Linked DNA regions of Homo sapiens: region 2 is linked to region 1. Evidence: read pairs that join two places in POLR2A ChIA-PET (ENCODE). Cell type or tissue: HepG2. All regions are shown on one strand. Links, peaks and the distances in the headings refer to the core of each region. The heading gives the core; the rest is flanking DNA.

Region 1 (2,922 bases), core at 297-2,796:
ATTCTTCATCACCATTTTGACTGCTCAGAAATCATCACTGTTTCACAGGCTCTTTAAAAAAAGGTCAGTAAATACACGACTCCTGTCTAATGAAAAGAAAGTTAGCAATTGAAATTCTGAGAATACAATCTCCCACAAAAAATCAAAACCCACTCACTGAGCCAAACAAAAAGCATGCTCACTGACCTCCAATTCTTGGCCATCACTGCCAACTACAAAAGAAATAATTAGAAACAAACAGCCACAGACGCTATACTCTTGAGTTGAAGAGGAAACATCAAGAGCGCATTGCATCCAGTACTGTCATACAAGTCATTCACATAAGCAGAAAGCCACTTTCCAGTCCCTAGATAACTATGGCCAAGCTAGCCCAGCCAAGAACCTCTTCTCATTCTGTACTAGAAGGCCACAAAAGCAGCTCACTCAGAGGGGCTGGGCTGCCTTGCTCCTCTTAATCCAGTCAGGCTCACTGGCCATCCTCAGTCCAGGTTTTTATCTCTTCTCACTTGAGCTACTACAATGACTCCCCCAACTGACCTCTCTGTCTCCCTGAGTCATCCGGCCACTTTTTAATCCTCTGCTCACATTGCATTGCATCCAGAGAAAGACAAATTTCAGTCTGTCTCCCTTTTACCTAAATTTTAAAAAGACTACTTTCCTCAACCTCCATCATTTGGCTACATTCATCCTCATCACAGCCCCAGACTGTGGCCAACCACATTTCTCTCTGCTTTCCCACCACACCATAGTCATTGCCACCTCCTGCCTTTTTTCGTGCTCTGTGGCTTCCAGAAACACCGTCTTTTCCTCTGTGTCTGTCCAAACTCCACCCATCCTTCATATTGCCACTTAAGAAGCTGTTCCCAGACACCCTATCCCTTAAGGGTGCTCCTTTCATTCAACTCCTTACAGCTCCCAATATTTTAAGCACTCCTTTTATTTTCCACTGTCCTGGGCATAGGCCCTGGCCCTGGAGTAGAGCAGGAATCTGACCCAAAACTTCTTTGGGGTCTCCTACTTAATATCTATCCCTCTAAATCCTAATATGTTCTATGAACACAACTGCCCTTGTACATGATGACCCTAAGAACAGCAAAGTTTATATTTGGAGAAACTGCAGACCTCTCCCAGAATGACACATTGCCCTTCAAATCTCACGGAGAAAGAGCGTGTGGGCCAAGTGCCCAGATATCTAGCAAAGAAAGGCAAGTCAGCCTCCTCCCTTCCCCCAACCCGCCACTCTTGCCAGACAGCATTTAAAATGCACTTCAGCGCGTTCCTCTTTTATTTGGAAAGGAAACAAGTCTTGACATTCTGTTTCTCCCATTTCATTAAGGACAGAGGTCATCCCAGGAAGGGGAAGGGTAGTTTCCAAAGAGAACTTGTGAGGGAGTGGAGGTGGGGCAGGGGACGCTCTCGTCCCTTCTCGTTAGCCCACTTTACCCTTTGAAGAGAACAAGCCCAGCTTTCACAGTGAATTATTTGCAGGGTGGCTTCTGCCAGGACTGGGCTCTCGCTAGCTGAGGCAATACCCGGAAGGATTACATGATAGCTCAAGGACAGACAAGGTGTCCAGAAGGAACTGGCCGGAGGAGGTGACACTGAGACAGCCTGGAGATAAGGGGGTAGAAAAGGGAGAAGGGAGGAGGTAGGGGGTGTGTGTTAAATAGAAACTCAGAAAAAGCTAAACCTGTACATTTCTCTCTCTCTCTCTCTCTCTCTGTCTCTCTGTCTCTCTCTCTCTCTCTCTCTCTCACACACACACACACACACACACACACACACACACAGGCATGCACAGAAACACATTCTTTGCTTTCCCTCCCCATCTGTAACTCCCCAAGGCATTTCTATAAATAAACGATAGGCCCCTGAGCCTGCAATAGGACCATTATTAACTCTTGCAGTGTTCTGGCTATAAGTGTGTGAACACTTTTCCTCACTTCATGGTTTGCAAAGCCTTTTCCCATATGTAATCTCCACCTGACTCCTACATCACACACTTGAAAAGTCCTTTAGCTTCTCCTCATCATTCCCATATATAGAATTGGGCACCCCACACCCACACTCTCAAAGTTCTTAGCCTTAAAGCTGTAAGTTTCAAGTTGGCTACTCCAAAAATTTCTTATGGTTTGAGCCACATTATCTATTTTCAAAATTATCAAATATTGTACATATTTATGGGGTACAATGTGATATTTCGATATATGTATACATTGTAGAATGATCAAATCAAGCTAATTTAACAGGCTCATCAACTCACATACTTACGATTTCTTTGTGATGAGAACATTTAAAATCTATCTTTTAGCAATTTTGAAATATGCAATATATTATTATTAACTATAGCCACCATGCTGTGCAACAGATCCCCAGAACTGACTCCTCCTGTCTAAAAATGAAACTTCGTACACCTTGACCAACATTTCCCCATTCCCTATCTGCCCCCACCTATCAGCCTCTTATAACTACCATTCTACTCTCTACTTCCATGAGTTTGAAGTTTTTAGATTTCACATTCTAAGTGAGATCACATAGGATCTATCTTTCTGTGCCTGGCTTATTTCACTTAGCATGATGTCCTCCAGGTTAATTCATGTTGTCATCACAAATAACAGAATTTTCTTCTATCTTAAGGATGAATAGTATTTTGTTGTGTATATATACTAAAATTTTTATCCATTCATCTATTGATGGTCACTTAGGTTATTTCCATATCTTGGGTATTGTGAATAATGCTGCAATTCACATGGGAGTGCAGATATCTCTTCAACGTATTGATTTCAATTCATTTGGATGTACACCCAGAAGTGGGATTGCTGGATCATATGGTAGTTCTATTTTCCATTTTTTCGGGAACCATCATACCGCTTTCCAAAATGGCTGTACTAATTTACATTCTCACCAACAGTGTACAAGAGT
Region 2 (2,922 bases), core at 184-2,683, 130 kb before region 1:
ACTATATTATTGGTGAGGTTCTGATCAACAGTAGGCTATTGATAGTTAAGTTTTGGGGGAGTCAAAAGTTATACATGGATTTTTCTACTGCATTGGGGGTCAGCATTCCTAACTCTCATGTTGTTCAAGGGTCAACTGTATTTATGTGTCACCCTAAAAAATGCCTGCATAAAATTGATGTCTAATGTGTGTAATTAAGAAGAAAAAGCCAAAAGATGGGAGAATAACAACACATAAGTAGAGGAAGCTTATTGGAATTAAAAGTATTCTAAGATGCTCTAAAGAAAGAGTAGAATATTAACTTTAGGCTTGTTAACTATGAATAATAAGAAATCAAAAGTAACCTCTAAAACAGTGCAAGTGGAGCAAATAACTTTCTTAACTGGAGAGTAGGGGAATGGGAAAAAGAAGCATTAAAAAGTGAGTTGAATGAAAACAAAAAATAAGATTGCAGAAACAAGTCCAAATATAGGAATAAGTAATTGAATAACGAATATAAATGCACTAAACTCACTGGTTAGAAGAGACTATCACTTTAGATTTTTAAAAATTATATTCCATGCTAAGCACAAGAGATACCTAAAAAGGTTGAAAGTAAGGGTATATAGAATATATACCAGACACCTTCTAAACCAAAGGAAGTTGAAATCGTTGTTACTAACTTCAGAAGATATGGCCTTTAGGAAAGTAAATACTACAGATGATCAGATGAGGGAGAAATCACTGGAATTGGGAAGGTTATACAGAAGAGGTTGATTTTTATTTGCATCTTGGAAGGATTCAACTTAAGTATGCAAAGAGTTGAGCAGTTAGTCAGTGAGTATGTATTGTCTTGGTGTTGGAGATACAGTGTTAAACAAAAATGCATGTCATATACAGCTCTAAGTAGCTTATATTCTAATTTCTATTGGGGGCAGGTTACAGATAGAAAATAAATGTGAAAACAAATGTGAAGAAAGATAATTTCAGATACTGATAAGTGCTTCGAGAAGATAGGGCAATGTAATAAGAAGTGATTAGTGGTTGCTTTTAGCTAGGAAGCTCAGGGAGGGCCTCTGTAAGGCAACAATTGAGGTCTTAATGATGAAAATAACTGAAACCATGAGAAGATCTGTGAGAGCAGCGCACTAACAGAAGTGACAGCTAATAAAAAGGCCCTGAGAAGGGAACACAATTGGCAAATTCAGAAATAAGGCTTGTGAGACTAAAGCTTGGTGAATTTGGGAGAAAGGAGAAGACTAGGTTGGTAAGAGATGAGACTGCATATGACCATGCAAGTTTAATTGTATGGTAATGGAAAGTCATTGAGTGTTTTCGGCAGGGATCATTTATAGTTAAGAAAGATCTCTCTAGATGCTTAGCAGAAAATGGTCTGTAGTGTGTCAAGAGAAAGGAGTTAGGAAGGCCTTGTAGTAGTTGAAGCAAAAGTTGATATTTGGATTAGCAATTTTGGCAATGAAAATAGAAATGTTCAGACTCATATATTATGGAGTAGAGCTAGTAAAACTTCCAGTACATTGGATGTGGCACTCAAAGGCAAGAAAGACAGGAAACTGAGTGGATGCTGTTGCCATTTAATTAGATGGATAAGGCATTCGTGAAGGAGAGATCAAAGTGTTTAAAAAAGAAGAGTATTCCACCTTGTCAGATGTTGCTGAGACATTTTGTAAGGTTTGGACAGAGAATTGACCATTGTCTTTCATAAGCTATAGATAATTGATGACTTTAATAAGAGTCTAGTAAGACTTTAATATGCCTATTTGGAATGAGTTGACAATGAGAAGAGATAGTACAGATAATTCTTGAGAGCTTTCACTATGAAGGGAAGCAGAGAAATGAGGCGGTAGCTAGAAGATGGCCCAAACGAGATGTTTTAAATAAAGTCAATACATCAGTCAGGGTCCTGGTAGTAAACAGACAACACACTCAAATTGGTAAATTGGGTTATTTACAAAGTTGTTAGCAGAGTAAGTGAGACCATAAGGACAGCATAGTGCCCAGGGGAGAATCTAGAGATGAACTGTGGGTGAGAGGGCTGCTTTACAGGAGATGGGACTTTCACTCTAGGGACACAGCCGACCCATGACAACCATCCCATGGTGACCCTGGAGGTGGGGACCTGAGGGAACAAATACCCCAACTTCACTCTCTTTTCTTTTCTGCTAGTGCTTTCTATTAGCTGAGCCCAATAAGAAGGCAAAGGAGTCTAGTTGATACAGTCCTTCAGAATTGGCCTCTGAGGGCATAGAGCAAAGTGGAGAAGAACAGCAAATCAGTGCCAGTGATGTTAGTCTGCGTTGTTATACTGATAGGAATGTTTTAGTAGAGAGGGAGAAACGGATGATACAGGAGAGATAAGGAAAAACTTTAATAACCATGTCCTTGACAAGATTATGAGAGGGGATGGGATGTAGGACTCAAATGAAGGGATTGACCTTGGTCAAGTGCAGTTGCAGGCAAATTGGTAGAATTTACATAGGGACAGTGAATCTGTTATCTGGGTGCATCTGAGACCTAGAAAGCTTCCCTGTCCCAGGCAGGTATGGAAGCCCAGAGCTCCAGGATCACCACACCTGCTCAATCACCCAGAAATAGGTTTGGAGAGGGAAACAATCATGACACGGACCCCCACGAAGTTTCTCCCTGATGGACTGGGAAGTCTTCTTTGTTGAAGACATTGAGCCAGACTAAGAAGCCTCTAGGCTTCTCAGAAACAGGGCAGACAGAGCAAGAGGGAGGACAGAACAGAGGCCAGAGCCCAGGCAGGATATGGCGCAATGCCACCACCGCAGGCATCCGGGGAGGAGTGCCAAACGGGACTTGGCCAGGAAGGCCAGCATTTGAGTGACAGAGATGCTTGCCCTATCCTGTTGCTGGCTTCTTTCTCCGTCCCTGTGTCAAGCTGTGGCTAGATTTCTCAAT

What was found. Peaks named below come from ENCODE experiments on the same cell type or tissue, not always from the same donor. Only the 100,000 strongest peaks of a DNase experiment are listed, where the experiment ranks them.
Region 2: POLR2A ChIA-PET joins it to region 1 with 5 read pairs; 2 of 35 experiments call an interaction of 5 or more read pairs at or near these places.

The regions. Positions count from the first base shown.
Region 1 is chr10:91,607,449-91,610,370 of GRCh38, forward strand. All of the region lies in intron 1 of HECTD2-AS1 (HECTD2 antisense RNA 1), which reads right to left. Among named protein-coding and RNA genes, the nearest start is that of HECTD2-AS1, 2.6 kb to the right of the region's middle. In HepG2, for the core only: no CTCF peak of the experiment used is centred there; a DNase peak (open chromatin) is centred at 1,513; H3K4me3 peaks cover 667 bases.
Region 2 is chr10:91,473,809-91,476,730 of GRCh38, forward strand. The region is part of intron 5 of HECTD2 (HECT domain E3 ubiquitin protein ligase 2); the gene reads left to right. All of the region lies in intron 3 of HECTD2-AS1 (HECTD2 antisense RNA 1), which reads right to left. Among named protein-coding and RNA genes, the nearest start is that of HECTD2, 65 kb to the left of the region's middle. In HepG2, for the core only: no CTCF peak of the experiment used is centred there; no DNase peak of the experiment used is centred there.